Linked DNA regions of Homo sapiens: regions 2 and 3 are each linked to region 1. A link is a loop called in an ENCODE intact Hi-C map of the cell type or tissue named here. Cell type or tissue: B cell. All regions are shown on one strand. Each heading gives the region's core, and the rest is flanking DNA. Links, peaks and the distances in the headings are about the cores only.

Region 1 (5,550 bases), core at 297-5,296:
TGCTAACCCAGTGTCTCCAGCTGCCTACCTGGAGAGCTCCAAGCGTAAGAAAATAAACCCTGCCTGTTGAAGCCACTGCTAGTGAGGGTTCTGTTATTTGCAGCCAAAAGCCTTGCTGGAATGTGGCCTATGAATGGTTGTGTGGCGGGCACATGTGCCTGCGTGAGCCTGTGGTGTCAGACAGTGTGCTGAGGACTCTCCACGCAACCGTTTCATCCCTTTTCATCTGGTTTGAGGGCTGCATTGACCACACCCCAAATCCTGCTGTGTTTGGAATCACCCCCATAAGGTGGTGGTTTCCTTGGGGTGCCCAGCAGCCCCTGATGCTGGCATAAGGGGGGCCCTTGTGCACTTGTGGTCCGAGTGGAGGTGCTGGCCCCAGGTGGCGCTGTAGAAAGTGAAGCAGAGGTTCCTCTTCAGACTTTCCTCCCCATCTAGGAGTAAATAGTAACTTCTCTTAAAAGCAAAATTTATTCAAAGACCTGTACTAACATTCTTAAATAACTGCTAGCCGAATAAAGAACTCAATGTCCTTTATGTTCTTAGCTCCCACAATTTAGCCTAAATATCTGCCCTGGCATGCTTAAACTGGCCCAAGCAAGCATTACGTCACAGCCTGTTCCTCTTCCTTATTTGAAGGTGTTTTTACCTTTCTCATCATTCCACAAGTTACTTCCTCCTTCCTTTGTTCTCCTCTCTCTTTTCCTCTTTTAAAAAGTGCTAAGTTGCTAGCCAATCGGGACAAATACAGAACGTGAGGTCCCGTTCCAGCCGATGGAAACCGGACACGGCAGTAAGGTGGACGCATCAGGTTACAAATGACCCTGTCCCCTTTTGTTCGGTGTACTCTCACGGCAAAACTGCTGGCGAGTGTACCCTTTCTGCAGAAAGTATAAAAGAAAATTAAATTTATGTTCAAGTGCTGTTTCTTTACGGCACCGAGGAACAAGCATTTCAAACAGCGCTGTGGTTCAAGATGAGGGCAGAGAGGAACTGAACTGGAGGCATGATTCCAGTATCACACGAAAGACCAAACCCTCTAGCAAGAACTAAATGAATACTAACACCCAACCACAGTCTTCAGGCACCTCCTCCAGCTCTGCTGCTCCACTTCCTCTCACTTGGGTAGTGTGCATAACTGAGTTAATCCCACCCGTGTTTATGCATCAGCACCGTGCAGTGCTGGGCATGGGGTTGTCAGAGGAGACCCACTCTGCACTCACCGGGCTTACAGTCTAGCAAAGGAGATGAGCTTAATCCCGGGATGTCAGATGCACCTGAAATTTTCAGTGTGATTGAAGTCACTGCCTCTGGTAGGGTGGGGTGTGTGGAGTTGCCTGACCAGGGACACCAGAGAACCTGTGGGTGCTACAAATCTTCCAAATCTTAAGGGGTCATAACATGATGCATGCATATGTATAAAGCGATCAACCCACACTCGCAAGCTGTGCACACTTTATGACGTCATTGCGTATTTTCTATTTCAGTAACAATCTAACCATAATAAACGCTACAAACGAAGGGTACCTGGTCTTACAAGAACATAACCAAGAGGTGGGGGTGGAAAGATAAATGAGCTCTGAGGAGGGTGTTCAAATGCACTCTGCACCCAAGGATTTTTCCACTCCCCCATTCCGCTTTTGGTTTTGCTCTGATTTGTTTGTGTTCAGAAATGCTTTTCACCAGTTAGCTGTTTGAGCCGGATGCACCCTCCTCACACAGGCATGTACACGTATGCGTATGTGCACATGTGTATGCATACAGAAATACGCACGCATGCACACTCACATTCACGTGCACGGAGGCACATACACATGCATCCGGGGATACGTGCCCCCCGGGGACGTGCGCACGTGAACACACAAGGACTCACCCGTGCACACAAGCATGCATATACGTGCATATTTGCAGTGACATACACACTGTTACTGTTGATTTACAAAACAGCCCCTTTCCTGTGAGCCTAAGATAATCTATTCACCAGGCTGGCAGCCATCCATTCCCACAGAGCAGCTTCCTCAGGGAGCTCAGTGTCCTCTCGAAGGGGCTAAGAGTGTTTTGAAATGGACAGAACAAACAAACAAGTTGATTCTGTGGTTTCCCCTCAGGTGCGTTAGGAAGGAAGAGGGGATATCCGGCGCCCAAGTGATTGCGTGAACGACAGGGTAAGAGGGGGCTCCTGCAGGGAAACTCCCCTCCCCTCCCTGTGGCCCCTCCTTGGCTGTGTGCTCGTCTGTCCCCCAAGTGACCAGAAGGGGGAGCCCAGGGAACGTTTCAATGGAACAATGTTTAAATTCACCTCTGAATTTTTTTTTTTTTTTTTTGAGACGGAGTTTCGCTCTTGTTGCCCAGGCTGCAGTGCAATGGCGCGATCTCAGCTCACCGCAACCTCCGCCTCCCAGGTTCAAGTGATTCTCCTGCCTCAGCCTCCCGAGCAGCTGGGATGACAGGCATGTGCCGCCACACCCGGCTAATTTTGTATTTTTTAGTGGAGACGGGGTTTCTCCATGTTGGTCAGGCTGATCTCAAACTCCCGACCTCAGGTGATCCGCCTGCCTCGGCCTCCCAAAGTGCTGCGATTACAGGCGTGAGCCACTGTGCCTGGCACCTCTGAATATTTTTAATTACGAAAGTAATGCATATTCATTAGAGAAACTCAAGTAATGCCCGCTCATCTCAGTCCCAGGTAGCCAATGCTATCAGTTTAGGGTTTGGGGGGCGGGCACACACCACATTGTTCTCCACATTCATGCAAATTATGTATTTTGGCCCCAGGCGTTGATTCAACTCTAACCTCACCCCCTGCTGCACCCTGGACACTGCCTCTCAGCTGTCTGATGTGTCCCCTCCCTTTTGCAGCCCTGAGCCTGGTGCAGGGGGTCAGTAGTAATGAAGGGGGGAGTGCATTTATTTATGCCCCCTCCAGCCTCCTTGGCTCCTTTGTGTGAAGGCCGAGAGCCTTCCTTGTGGATGCAGCAACATGGTGAAACCCAGTCTCTACTGGAATACAAAAAATTGGCCAAGTGTGGTGGTGTGCGCCTGTAATGCCAGGTACTCAGGAGGCTAAGACAGGAGAGTCACTTGAACCCTGGAGGCGGAGGTTGCAGTGAGCCACGATTGTGCCACTGCACTCCAGCCTGGGCGACAGAGCAAGACTCTGTCTCAAAAAAAAAGAAAGAAAAGAAAAAAAGAAAAACAAAGAAAGAAACTGTGGCAGCCTTATTGCTGTTTAAGGAGAAAGTTTAAGTGGTCTGCATAGAAGATCAAACAAGCCAAAACATTTCCTTAACCCAAAGTCTAATCCAGAGCAAGGCCCTAATTCCCTCTGATTCTGTGAAAGCTGGGAGAGATGAGAAAGCTGCAGGAGAAAAGCTGGAAGGTAGCAGAGGTTGGTTCATATGGTTTAAGGAAAGAAGCTGTCTCCATGATGTAAAAGTGCAAGGTGGGGCAGCAAGTGCTGATGGAGAAGCTGCAGCAAGCTCTCCAGAAGATCCAGCTAAGGTAAGTGATGAGGGTGGCTACAGTAAACAATAGATCTTCAGTGTACGCAATTTTTTTTTTTTTTTTGGAGACGGAGTTTTGCTCTTGTTGCCCAGGCTGGAGTGCAGTGGCGCAATCTCGGCTCACTGCAACCTCCGCCTCCCGGGTTCAAGTGATTCTCCTGTCTCAGCCTCCTGAGTAGCTAGGATTACAGGCATGCGCCACCAGGCCTGGCTAATTTTGTATTTTTTGTAGAGATGGGGTTTCACCATGTTGGCCAGGCAGGACTTGAACTCCTGACCTCAGGTGATCTGCCTGCCTCGGCCTCTCAAAGTGCTGGGATTACAGGTGTGAGCCACCGCACTCGGCACCATCTGTGACTTTCATAGCTAGAGAGAAGTCAATGCCTGGTTTTAAAGCTTCAAAGGACAGTCTGACTCTCTTGTTAGGGGCTAATGCAGCTGGTGGCTTTAAGTTGAATGCTCATTTACCATTCTGAAAATCCCAGGGCCCTTAAGAAAGATGCTAGGCTGGGCATGGTGGCTCACGCCTATAATCCCAGCACTTGGGGAGGCCGAGGCGGGTGGATCACGAGGGCAGGAGATGGAGACCATCCTGGCTAACACGGTGAAACCCCATCTCTACTAAAATTACAAAAAATCAGCTGGGCGCGGTGGCGGGCACCTGTAGTCCCAGCTACTCGGGAGGCTGAGGCAGGAGAATGGCGTGAACCTGGGAGGCGGAGCTTGCAGTGAGCCGAGATCGCGCCACTGCACCCCAGTCTGGGCAACCGAGTGAGACTCTGTCTCAAAAAAAAAAAAAAAAAGAATACTCATGATTCACAGGAAGAGGTCAAAATATCATCATCATTAACAGGGCTTGAAAGAAGTTGATTCCAACTCTCATGGATGACTTTGAGGTGACAAGTCCAGTGGAGGAAGTAACTGCAAATGTGTTGAAAGTATCATAATAGCAAGAGAATTAGAGTTAAACGTGGGCCTGAAGATGTGACTGAATTGCTGCCATCTCACGATAAAACTTGAACAGATGAAGAATTGATTCTTATGGACAAAGAAAGTTTTTTTTAAATTTTCTTGTTTATTTATTTATTTATTTATTTAGGTAGAGATGGGGGTCTCACCATGTTGCACAGGCTGGTCTTGAACTCCTGGGCTCAAGTGATTCTCCTGCCTTGGCCTCCCAAATTGCTGGGATTACAGGCATGAGCCACCGTGCCTGGCTGAAAGTGGTTTCTTGAGATAGAATCTACTCTTGGTGAAGATGCTACGGACATTGTTGAAATGACAACAAGGGATTAGAATATTGCACAGGACCGAGTGTAGTAGCTCAGGCCTGTAATCCCAACACTTTGGGAGGCTGAAGTGGGAGGATCGCTTGAGACCAGGAATTTGAGACCTGCCTGGACAACATAGTGAGACCTCATCTCTCCAAAAAAACGTTGGCTAGGCACCGTGGCACTTGCTTTAGGTCCTGGCTACCCGGGAGGCTAAGGTGGGAGGATCACTTGAACCCAGGATATCGAGGCTGCAGTGAGCCATTATTGTACCACTGCACTCCAGCCTAAGTGACAGAACAAGACCCTGTCTCTTAAAAAAAAAAAAAAAGAATATTACATAAACTTAGTTGATAAAGCAGCAGCAGTGTTTGAGAGGGTTGACTTCAATTTTGAAAGAAGTTCTACTATGAATAAAATGCTATCAAACAGTGTCACATGCTATAGAGAAATATTTCATGAAAGAGTCAGTGTGGCAAACTTCATTGTCTTAATAAATTGCCACAGCTGCTCCAACCTTCAGCAACGACCACCCCGATCAGTCAACAGCCATCAACACTGACGCAGTACCTTCTACCGGCAGAAAGATTATGACTCACTGAAGGTGGAGATGATCACTGGCATTTTTTTAGCAATAAGGTGTTTTCTTTTTTTTTCAAAACAGAGTCTCGCTCTGATGCCCAGGCTGGAGTGCAGTGGCATGATCTTGGCTCACTGCAGCCTCCGCCTCCCGGGTTCAAGCGATTCTCCTGCCTTAGCCTCCAGAGTAGGTGGGA
Region 2 (5,275 bases), core at 276-5,275, 430 kb after region 1:
GCACGGCTGCCATCAAGCTGGGCAGACAGGGCCACCAGGCCACCTCAGCCCAGCGCCCCTCTCCCTCGGAGGTGCCTCCTGCCTGACCCTGGAGAACCCTGTGAAGATCACCTTTGCAGAACAACAGCCAGGGACCGACCCCGAGAGCCCACAAAGCGGGGAAGCCCCCCGCCCCTGTCTCTGTGCAGCCAGCCCAGCCTCCACCTCACCTCGTGCGGTGGCTGCTGCTCCTCCCCGTCCATGGCTGGGCGGCGGCTTCCTGCACCTGTGGGGAGCCTGAGGAGAGGCATGAGAGGCGGGGTTTCCACCTGGAGCCCCAGACCTGGCTCAGGACTCACTGCGTAGTGCCCTGTCAGTCTAGAACCATCTGTTGGGTGGGCCTGGGGGCTCCTTCCCCCATATCCCCAAATGCCTCCTGCCCATCAAAGGCTGCTGAGGTCCAGGGTCGGTTCAGGTCAGGCCCGGGTGGGGAAAGGCCAGCAGGTCCCCAGACACCCCAGCATAAACCAAACGCAGACGGGCCCAGGGCGGGTTGCTGGTGCACAGGCCTCACTCAGAACAGGGCCAGAGCTGCCCAACCCTCACTGCGGCACGGCGGGCACACATAGGAAGGCAGCCCTGGGGTCCACACATGATCTCAGGACACAGCAACGCAGCTGCTGACACATGGCAAGGACCCCAGGGCCTTTGTACAAAAGCCACTTCCCCTTTCAGTAACTACAGCCTGGGCAACAACACCGGCACAGAGTCAGTACAGACGGAGGAATCCACAAAGCACACAAATCAACGTGTTTGGACCTAAGACCTTCTCTCCCACTTTAAGAGACAAACATGGTGTGGAAGGAACCACGGTAGAAACCCGGACAGGCTGGGGCAGCCACACGAGGGGGCTGCCCCGAGGCATCACAGCTCCCCACAGACTCTCAGAAACCAGGAGCTCAGGCCGGGGGCCCAGGAGCCTGAGGGAAGGAAGAAAACAGCCAGGCGCCTGCAGCACCAGAGGCACGCACCGGCCAAGACCCACAGAGCATCGGCGAGACCTGCGCGGAGCCCCTCGAGGCGGGGCCAGGGACCAGCAGGCTGTCCTGAGACTGGCCACAGGCCCTGCTGCACCATGTGGCTCTTCCTGAATGTTCTCAGCCACGGAATGCCAGGAGTGACTGTTTACCAAGTTAATGGCTCATGCATGTCCTGGCGGATGGATGTGTCACCAGGCAGAATCATTAAAATATCCCAAACAGGCCAGGCGCGGTGGCTCACACCTGTAATCCCAGCACTTTGGGGGGCCAAGGTGGATGGACTGCCTGAGCTCAGGAGTTCGAGACCAGCCTGGCCAACATAGACCATCCTGGTGAAACCCCATCTCTACCAAAAATACACAAATTAGCCAGGCGTGGTGGTGCACACCCGTAATCCCAGCTACTGGGGAGGCTGAGGCAGGAGAATCACTTTGAACCCGAGAGGCTGAGGTTGCAGTGAGCCGAGATCCTGTCACTGCACTCCAACCTGGGTGACAGAGGGAGACTCTGTCTCAAGAAAAAAACAAAAGTAAAAAATAAAAATGAGCCGTTGGAAACCATTCTGAGCTGTCTAGTCGTGCAAGGTATTGTGGTTTTGTCTTGAAGCGTCTGCGTCAGTCAGACACGAGCATCTGGCGAGGAAACGACGGGGCTTGTAGGATGTGCTTCAGAGGGGCCACTGCCGGGTTCTGCACTGATGCCTGCGTGCATCTGGGGTCATTTTCATGTCACTACTGCTGCCCACTTCTCAGAACTCATAAGAAAAAGGAACAATGAGCAATAAGACGCTATGTCAGGTTCCTTTCCTCTGCAAACCCTGTTGGCACACAGCCACAGCAGGCACAGACCTCGGCCCCAGCCAGGACTCACAGACCCAGCTGGGTCCTGGCCACCCACATCCAAGTTAAGATGCCTCCAAGCTTGGGTGTCCTAACCTGTGAACAGGAAGGAGCTCTCTGTGCAGTGTCTAGGAGGGCAGCTCAGGGGCTGGGGGAGCAGGGACGGCTCTGAGCAGGGGAAGAGGCCTGTCTCAGTGCAACCAGAGGCCCCATCTGAAGCTGGCCGAGAAGAGGGCAGCCCACCCTGCCCTCTTCTTGGACAGCCGGGACTTCTGGGAGAGGAACTGGCCTGGCTTGGGGTGGGTGGTGCAATGGGGCCATGGTCGGGGGAGGTCAGCTGAGACTAAGGAGACAGCTGATAAACACCAGGCTCATGTCCCCGGGGGCCTTGAGCCTCTGCAGAGGGCAAGGGGGGCCCGCTCCACAGGCAGGCTCCCCTATGGGGCCTCACAGCCTTGGCAGGGGGTCCCACTCCTTGCCACCTGGGCTTGAGTCTGGACCCAACCCTGGCCTGGGCGTCTTAGCGGTTGGCACATCCAGGAAGTGCAGCTGGCACCGGTCACAGCAGGACCAGGCCCCGGACCCTTGGGCCGCCTCCTTCCCCTTTTGTAGGTGAAAGCTCCACGATGCAACCCGACCGGAACCCACCGGAAGCTGTTGTGAGCAGCCGCCAGGCCAGCCAGCCCAGACAAGCACCCGGTCCGGGAGACGGCCGCCTCCCTGGGTCTAGCTACACACACAAGCCAGAACTCTTAGGAGCAGCGCAAGACTGCCGGGGCGCACGGGGGAAACTCACACACGGAAGTCCGGACCATTAGAGCAGCGCAAGGCTGCCGAGGCACACCGGGGAAACTCCTTAAAGAAACTCCTGTGCAGCCGGGCGGGAGGCTGCGTCGGCCCAGCCAACAGGAGGCGCCCACGTCGCCACAGCCCTTCCCCCATGGGTGTGGCAGCCCCAGGTCTGCGGTCAGCCCCCACCCTCCACCCAGCCTGGCCAGACCCGCCTCTGAGGCCGGCCTAGGGTACGCCTGTGGCCATGGACAGGGCAGGGTCTCGGTGCAGCAGCAGGCGCTGGTCCTGACCCCAGTCGTGCCATGGGGTGGGCGTGCACAGGTCTCCTGTCAGGGAGGGCAGAGAAGCTTTCCTGGGCCGGCTGCCAAGCCTTGAGCAGGACGATGTCAGCGCCACCAGAGGCAGTGCCAGCCCCCAGCCCTGGCCCCTGCAGCCTCTCAGCAGAGGCGTGCTGCCCGCAGGGAGCCAGGCGGGAAGGTCACTGAGGACCCCCCAGCACCTAAAGCCCGTGATTCTGGGGGACGTCTCTGACAGTCACTCTTACAGTCTCAACACTCTCTTTCCCTCCTCGCCAAGGCCCCTGGAGAGCTCTAGGGTGTGATTTCAGGTTACCAGCCCTCCTCCCTCTAGTCTGCTCCCAGGCAGCTGTGCTCTCAGACATTTATGGCTGGGCCCAGAGCCTCTCCCAGCTGCCTGGCGGTGAGCAAAAGGCCCTGGCCCAAAAGCCACAGATGCTGAGCCTGGACTCTGAAGTGTCTTCAGAGACAATGTCTGAAGAACCCCCACCTGGTTCCCAGCCCCACAACCTCTGGGTCCCAGCAGAGCATCACCTGGGGTCCGGCCAGCACACACTGCAGCCACCCCCTCTGGGTCCCAGCAGAGCATCACCTGGGGTCCGGCCAGCACACACTGCAGCCACCCCCTCTGGGTCCCAGCAGAGCATCACCTGGGGTCCGGCCAGCGCACGCTGCAGCCACCCCCTTTCTACCTGTCCTTTTCAGATACGCTCAGGCCCATCAGCAGAGACCAGCAGACCCTGGCTGCCCCTCCGGGGGGACAGACATCTCTCCTTCCCAAATCCCCAGTGCTGGCACTGCCCCAGGGAACCTCGCAGTGGCTTCTGGCCTTGTTACCTGCAAGGCCAACCCGCTGGGAAGCGGTGCAGCCTGGCAGGAAGCCAGACGCTTGTATCAGACCAGCTGTGCTTCACTCTCCCTGCCCCGCACGGACGTCCACCGAGCAGGACTGGGGTGGGTGCTGAACACGATTTGTGGGACATGCCTCCTGAGCATGGGTAGCCGGCAGACAGGGTCCTCAGATCTCAGACCCCAGTGCTACCCTGGGCAGGATGCTCTGGGCAGGAGCCGCCGTTTAAGGCGGGAACCTGCCTCCAGGGCCAGCATCCCACCTGCCCCACACAGGAGGCCCTCTCTGGGCTGCAAGCACAAGCCACATTCAGATGCTGCTTTAGCGGTCAGCCTCGGCCTCGAGCTTCTCTGCCGCAGCACAGTCTGTCCCGAAGGCAGAGAACGGGGTGGAGACCCACAGGGCAAGAAAAGACTTAGCAGCCCGATTTCAGGAGACCCTAGACACTGCCTCTGAAGACACTTGTTCTCCAAGCACTGTCCCTCATCTGTAAAAAGGGATATCTGGCTTTGGAAACCATGATCCTCTGTGCAGACGAAGCCTCTGAGAATTCCCAACAGCCCCAGGAGGACATCTGTTGTGCGCAAAAGCCCATCCGTTAGGGCTCTGCCTGAGGTGTGCGGCCCTAGGACACAAAATCAGAGCGGCATCTACAGTCCTTTGGCGTCAGAGACGGCTGTCTGCATCCGAAATGTCCCGCAGGGCTTCTGTCCCAGGACCTGACATCCAGTGGGAGCCTCAGACAGCGCATCCCACCTGCCTGCTCAGGTCCCACTGCTACAGACTGAACTGTGTCCCCCAAAACCCACAGGTTAGAGCCCTAACTCCCACTATGAAGGTATTAGAAGGCAGGGCCTCCAGGAGGTGATCAGGTTCGGATGAGGTCATGAGTGCATAGCCCCCATGACGGGGTTAGTACTCCTGGAAGAGACGCCACGCAGCTCTTGCTCCCCCGGGTAAGGACGCCGCGGGGGCCCGTCTACAAGCCAGGAGGCTGCATGGCAACCAGGGACCAGCACCTTTGATCTGGGATGTCCGGCCCCTAGAACTCTGAGAAAATAAATTTCTGTTAAGTTTTTTCCCAGCACCAGTGAGGCATGGTGGGAGGAGCCTACTCGCTCACAGCCCCAGCTACTCAGGAGAGGCTGAGGTAGGAGAATTGTCTGAGGTCTGGAGTTTAAGACCAGTCTGGGCAACTTAGCGAGACCTCATTTTTTTTTTATTTGAGACGGAGTGTCACTCTGTCGCCCAGGCTGGAGTGCGGTGGCGTGATCTTGGCTCACTGCAACCTCCCCCACCCTGAGGTCCAAGCGATTCTCCTGCCTCAGCCTCCCGAGTAGCTGGGATTACAGGCGTGCGCCACCACCCCCAGCTAATTTTTGTATTTTTAGTAGAGATGGGGTTTCACCATCTTGGCCAGGCTGGTGTTGAACTCCTGACCTTGTGATCCACCTGCCTCGGCCTCCCAAAGTGCTGGGG
Region 3 (5,275 bases), core at 276-5,275, 220 kb after region 1:
AGAACAGAAGGAAACTCTTTTAAACTACAATGTTCTCAGAGATGACACATTAAGACTGTGTATCCATGAATGAGAACTTGAAGCTTTTATTAAAATATATGAGAATAAGAAACTGCTCTTAGAAATTAAAAATATGGGCCAGGCGTGGTGGCTCACGCCTGTAACCCCAGCACTCTGGGAGAACAAGGCGGGCGGATCACTAGGTCAGGAGATCAAGACCATCCTGGCTAACACGGTGAAACCCTGTCTCTACTAAAAAATACAAAAAAATTAGCCGGGCGTGGTGGCAGGCGCCTGTACTCAAGAGGCTGAGGCAGGAGAATGGCGTGAACCCAGGAGGCGAAGCTTACAGTGAGCCGAGATTGTGCCACTGCATTCCAGCCTGGGCGACAGAGTGAGACTCCGTCTCAAAAAAAAAAAGAAAAAAGAAAAAGGGAGGCTGAGGCGGGAGAATGGTGTGAACCCAGGAGGCAGAGCTTGCAGTGAGCCAAGATCGCATCACTGTACTCCAGCCTGGGCGACAGAGCGAGACAGACTCTGTCTCAGAAAAAAAAAAAAAAAATTGGCCTGGCGCGGTGGCTCACGCCTGTAATCCAGCACTTTGGGAGGCCGAGGCGGGCGGATCACGAGGTCAGGAGATCGAGACCATCCTGGCTAACACGGTGAAATCCCGTCTCTACTAAAAAATATAAAAAATTAGCCGGGCGTGGTGGTGGGCGTCTGTAGTTCCAGCTACACGGGAGGCTGAGGCAGGAGAATGGCGTGAACCCGGAGGTGAAGGTTGCAGTGAGCCGAGATCGTGCCACTTCACTCCAGCCTGGGCGACAGAGCCAGACTCCATCTCAAAAAAAAAATAAAATTTTAAAATATGACAGATGTTAAGCATGGTGGCACCTGTGGTTCCAACTGCTTGGGAGGCTGAGATGGGAGGATCACTTGAGCCCAGGAGTTTGAGTCCAGACTGGGCAACATAGCAAGACCTCACATCTAAAAAACAAACAAAAAATAATGGTAGAACTTTGAAAAGTCAATAAAAGGATGAGAACTTAAAAGATGAAGAAGTCTCTCAGATGTAGGCCAAAAAGGCAAAGTACAAAACATTAAAAGCAAAAATAAGGAAAGCATTAATTTGAGTAATCTAACACCTCATTAGAAGTCCCAGAAAGAGAAAAGAGGGAAAATATCAAAGAAACAATATGAGAAATTTCCCTCAGCTAATGTCACAAATGTACAGACTAAAAGGGTTCAGGGAGCCCAGAACAACAAATGAAAGAAATGGATATCCACTGTTGACCTCATTTGTCTACTCGGGATATCTTTGCTTACTTATACAACTTTTCCCTTAGAGTCAATATTTTTCTGTTTGCTTGATTTTGTACTTACCTATTACTAAATTCGCCCAAGCTCTGACTATGAAACTCTCTTGGCTCAATGATGCTCTTTGGGGATCCCCTGTCCTGACCCATGGAATAATTCCACATTACTGGGAAATTGAGAAACAATAGGGCTTAGAAAAGAACCTAAATGCCCTCAGAGAGGAGAGAAAACAGGTGACACACGTGAGCCAGGAGCTTGCTACATCAGACTTGTGAGACTAGAGGACAACACGGAGGCTCCCAAAGCCCAGGGGGTAATGCCCAGTCTGAACTTCTAATCAGAGGGTCTCAAACACGCAGGCCCGATGCCCTAAACATCACCACCCACGAACTCCATCTCAGGAAGCTGTTTTAACAGAGTGTAATTTACCACAGGAAGTCAACCGAAGAAGAGGAAGAAGCCATGACAGGAGATGGACAATGGATGTGGAGTGGATGGTCAGTGGCCCAGGAACTGTTATGGCAAAGTTCCCTTCCTCCCAGTGTTTCCCTTGGTGGAGACGCTGTCTTTCTTTCAGTTCTGCCCTGAGTGCAGCAAGTCTCTCTGCGGCAGGGGGTGCTTCCTGGGGGCCCGCTGTGACCCACTGCTGCTTCCCACTGGGTGAGCAGTTCTAATTCTGCAATCAGGAATGAGGAAGCCCACAGCTCAGAGTTATAAATGACACTGCTTTATGAGTAATGAAAGCGACAGCTTGGTGTCTCTTACTGACTCTTCTGTCTTATTTCTCAAATAATCCAGATCTTGGCAAGCAAACTAGACAAGAGCTCACGAAAAGACCAGGAGCATCCCCAGGCTCTAGGGCTGACCATGTGACTGCTGCTGCCTCCAGCCCTGGGGTGGCGCCCTCTGCTGTGGCCTGGGCAGGCAGTGCTCTGACTCCAGAAGGTGACCAGCCATCTTACAGTCACAGTGGCTTTTCAGCCAAGGGCTGCTCCGCAGAAGCAGGGCTAGCTGCATGTGAGGCCTTAGGAAGAGGCAGCGTGTGGGCCTCACCTCCCTGGAGCAGCCCCTGGCTTTAATTAAGCAGGGTCAGTGGCTGCTACCTGATCCCAATCCACCCAAACCAAGTGCAGCTTCTCTTGAGCACAGACAGCTCAGGCAAATTCTCCACTTTCAAGAAGAGTCCTCCCATAATTGAGCCTGTGGTCATGGAGGTGTTCTGCCAGGTCTGCAGGAGAACCCTGACCTCCAAGGCTAACAGGTTGCGGGAGGCGGTGTTTAACCTGGCAGTGCCACTAGGCAAGGATAGCAGAGTCGCGAAGCACAGGTGCTGCTCTGTATAAATGAAGCCTTCTTGGAATGTAGCCCCATCCATTTGTTTACTATTTTCTGTAGCTGCTTTCATGCTACAACTTCAGAGTTGAGCCGTTGCAACAGAGACCTTACAACCTGCAAAGCCTAAAGTATTTACTCTCTGACTTTTCATAGATACAGTCTGCCAACTCCTGGTCTACATATATATTTATATCTTCTCCATCTTTTTTTATTTTTTAAAGAGATGACAGTCTTGCTGTGTCATGCAGGCTGGAGTGCACTTACTCTCTCAGCTTCCCAAGTAGCTGGGACTACAGGCACCGGCCACCACGCCTGGCTAATTCTTTGTATTTTTAGTACAGACGGGGTTTCACCGTGTTAGTCAGGATGGTCTCCATCTTCTGACCTCATGATCCGCCCGCCTCAGCCTCCCAAAGTGCTAGGATTACAGGCGTGAGCCACCACGCCCGGCCCCTATTCTATTTCTCAAAAAAAGTGTTTTTTGTTTCACTTTATTTACAAGGCTAGTCATGTGACGCAGACAGACTGAAGAAGGAAGAAAGAAATCTTAACTGCTTGTGACCAATTAGGTGTAAACACTGCTGCACTTTGACTAGCCTCAAAAAAAGTGTCTTCTGTAATCTTAGCACTATCCTAGCACTTTGGGAGGCCGAGGCAGGCAGATTGCCTGAGCTCAAGAGTTCAAGACCAGCCTGGCCAACATGGTAACCCCGTCTCTTCTAAAAATACAAAAAATTAGCCAGGCATGCTGGTGTGCGCCTGTAGTCCCAGCTACTAAGGAGACCGAGGTAGGAGAACTGCTTGAACCCAGGAGGCGGAGGTTGCAGTGAGCCAAGATCGCGCCACTGCACTCCAGCCTGGTTGACAGAAAGGACTGTGTTTCCAAAAAAAAAAAAAAAAAAGTCTTAATATGTTTTTTTTTTTAAATAAAGAAATAGAGATGGGGGCCGGGTGCAGTGGCTCATGCCTGTAATCCCAGCACTTTGGGAGGCTGAGGCAGATGGATCACCTGAGGTCGGGAATTCGAGACCAGCCTGGCCAACATGGTGAAACCCTGTCTCTACTAAAAATACAAAAAATTAGCTGGGTGTGGTGATGCATGTCTGTAATCCCAGCAACTCGGGAGCCTGAGGCAGGAGAATCACTTGAACCTGGGACGCGGAGGTTGTAGTGAACCGAGATCGCACCACCGTACTCCAGCCTGGGCGACAGAGTGAGACTCCATCTCAGACCAAAAAAAAAAAAAAAAAAGAGATGGAGTCTCGCTATATTGCCCAGGCTGGTCTTCAACTCCTGGGCGTAAGTGATCCTCCCACCTCAGCCTCCCAAAGTGCTGGGATTACCAGCGTGAGCCACCACACCTGACTTTCATGTTTTTTATACAAGTGATATGTGCACGTGCTTTAAAACCTCAGATGACAGGGCTGGTGAGGACAGGCCCCCCTGCCCCCATCCCAAGTCACACTCCTCAGAGAAAAGCTCAGAGATGACAAGGCTGGTGAGGACAGGCCCCCCCGCCCCCATCCCAAGTCACACTCCTCAGAGAAAAGCTCAGAGATGACAAGGCTGGTGAGGACAGGCCCCCTGCCCCCATCCCAAGTCACACTCCTCAGAGAAAAGCTCAGAGATGACAAGGCTGGTGAGGACAGGCCCCCCCGCCCCCATCCCAAGTCACACTCTCCTCAGAGAAAAGCTCAGAGATGACAAGGCTGGTGAGGACAGGCCCCCCTGCCCCCATCCCAAGTCACACTCCTCAGAGAAAAGCTCAGAGATGACAAGGCTGGTGAGGACAGGCCCCCCTGCCCCCATCCCAAGTCACACTCCTCAGAGAAAAACTCAGAGATGACAGGGCTGGTGAGGACAGGCCCCCTGCCCCCCAGCATCCCAAGTCATGCTCCTCAGAGGCAATCACTGGACTCTTTCAGCAGTTTTCTCCAACGTTAACCTCCATGTTTCTAAATAATACACACATACATTTCTTCTTTGTTCACCAATTTTAGACATTATGAATTAACTTCCTACAATGGAAGGCAAAGCTTTCCCACCACCCGACTTCCCTCTCCCTTTCCCTCCCTCCGAGTCACAGGGTAATTTAGATGGATATCCTGACCTGGATTGTTTACTCAGGGCATCTCTGCTTACTTAGGGAAGTCTTCCCCTAGTCCTCTTGCTCTCCCTCCGAAGTCACAGGGTAATTTAAATGGATATCCTGACCTGGGTTGTTTACTCAGGGCATCTTTGCTTACTTACGGAAGTCTCCCCCCAGGTTCATAGTCCTCTTGCTCTGTTTGCTTGGTTCTGTACTTATCTACTACTGATTTCTCCCAAACTCTATGAGACTCTCCCGGCTCACTGATGCTACTCTGGGATTCCTGTCCTGATCCAGAAGACCCCTCCCCACTCTCCTTGCCCCATACCTGTCTCTCAACTCTAATTTGTCACCAGACTGGGCCACATTTGAAAGTGGGAGGGATGGGGACTGTCAACAGTGATGCTGACACAGCAGGTGTGACCAGAAGCCACAGCAGCTTCTGGCTGCAGCTGCCCCACCCTAACCCTCAGTTCCTTACAGCAAGGCCCTGCTCAGGCTAGAACTCTCCTCCCCAACCCAGCACTGCTCCCC

What was found. Peaks named below come from ENCODE experiments on the same cell type or tissue, not always from the same donor. Only the 100,000 strongest peaks of a DNase experiment are listed, where the experiment ranks them.
Region 2: it touches region 1 in a loop (14-fold over the local background); 5 of 110 quality-filtered maps call a loop at or near these places.
Region 3: it touches region 1 in a loop (5-fold over the local background); 4 of 110 quality-filtered maps call a loop at or near these places.

Annotation. Positions count from the first base shown.
Region 1 is chr22:50,617,279-50,622,828 of GRCh38, reverse strand. ARSA (arylsulfatase A) reads left to right here. Exons shown (of 8, transcript NM_000487.6): 8 at 1-75. Among named protein-coding and RNA genes, the nearest start is that of ARSA, 8.1 kb to the left of the region's middle. RefSeq lists enhancers at 351-470, 2,074-2,368 and a silencer at 2,136-2,364. In B cell, for the core only: CTCF peaks have their summits at 399 (motif pointing right), 2,048 and 2,253 (motif pointing right); DNase peaks (open chromatin) are centred at 508, 1,018, 1,808, 2,198 and 2 weaker places; H3K4me3 peaks cover 2,454 bases; H3K27ac peaks cover 1,931 bases.
Region 2 is chr22:50,188,028-50,193,302 of GRCh38, reverse strand. TRABD (TraB domain containing) reads right to left here. Exons shown (of 10, transcript NM_001320485.2): 2 at 210-276. The coding sequence starts at 242. Among named protein-coding and RNA genes, the nearest start is that of TRABD, 4.8 kb to the right of the region's middle. RefSeq lists enhancers at 564-653, 734-783, 1,544-1,693, 1,884-2,103, 2,374-2,733 and 5 more and a silencer at 1,344-1,393. In B cell, for the core only: a CTCF peak has its summit at 2,789 (motif pointing right); DNase peaks (open chromatin) are centred at 292, 672, 1,702 and 2,622; H3K4me3 peaks cover 3,501 bases; H3K27ac peaks cover 4,442 bases.
Region 3 is chr22:50,396,795-50,402,069 of GRCh38, reverse strand. All of the region lies in intron 3 of PPP6R2 (protein phosphatase 6 regulatory subunit 2), which reads right to left. Among named protein-coding and RNA genes, the nearest start is that of MIR12114, 8.0 kb to the left of the region's middle. RefSeq lists enhancers at 1,738-2,334, 3,744-4,244. In B cell, for the core only: no CTCF peak of the experiment used is centred there; DNase peaks (open chromatin) are centred at 2,009 and 3,189; H3K27ac peaks cover 3,030 bases.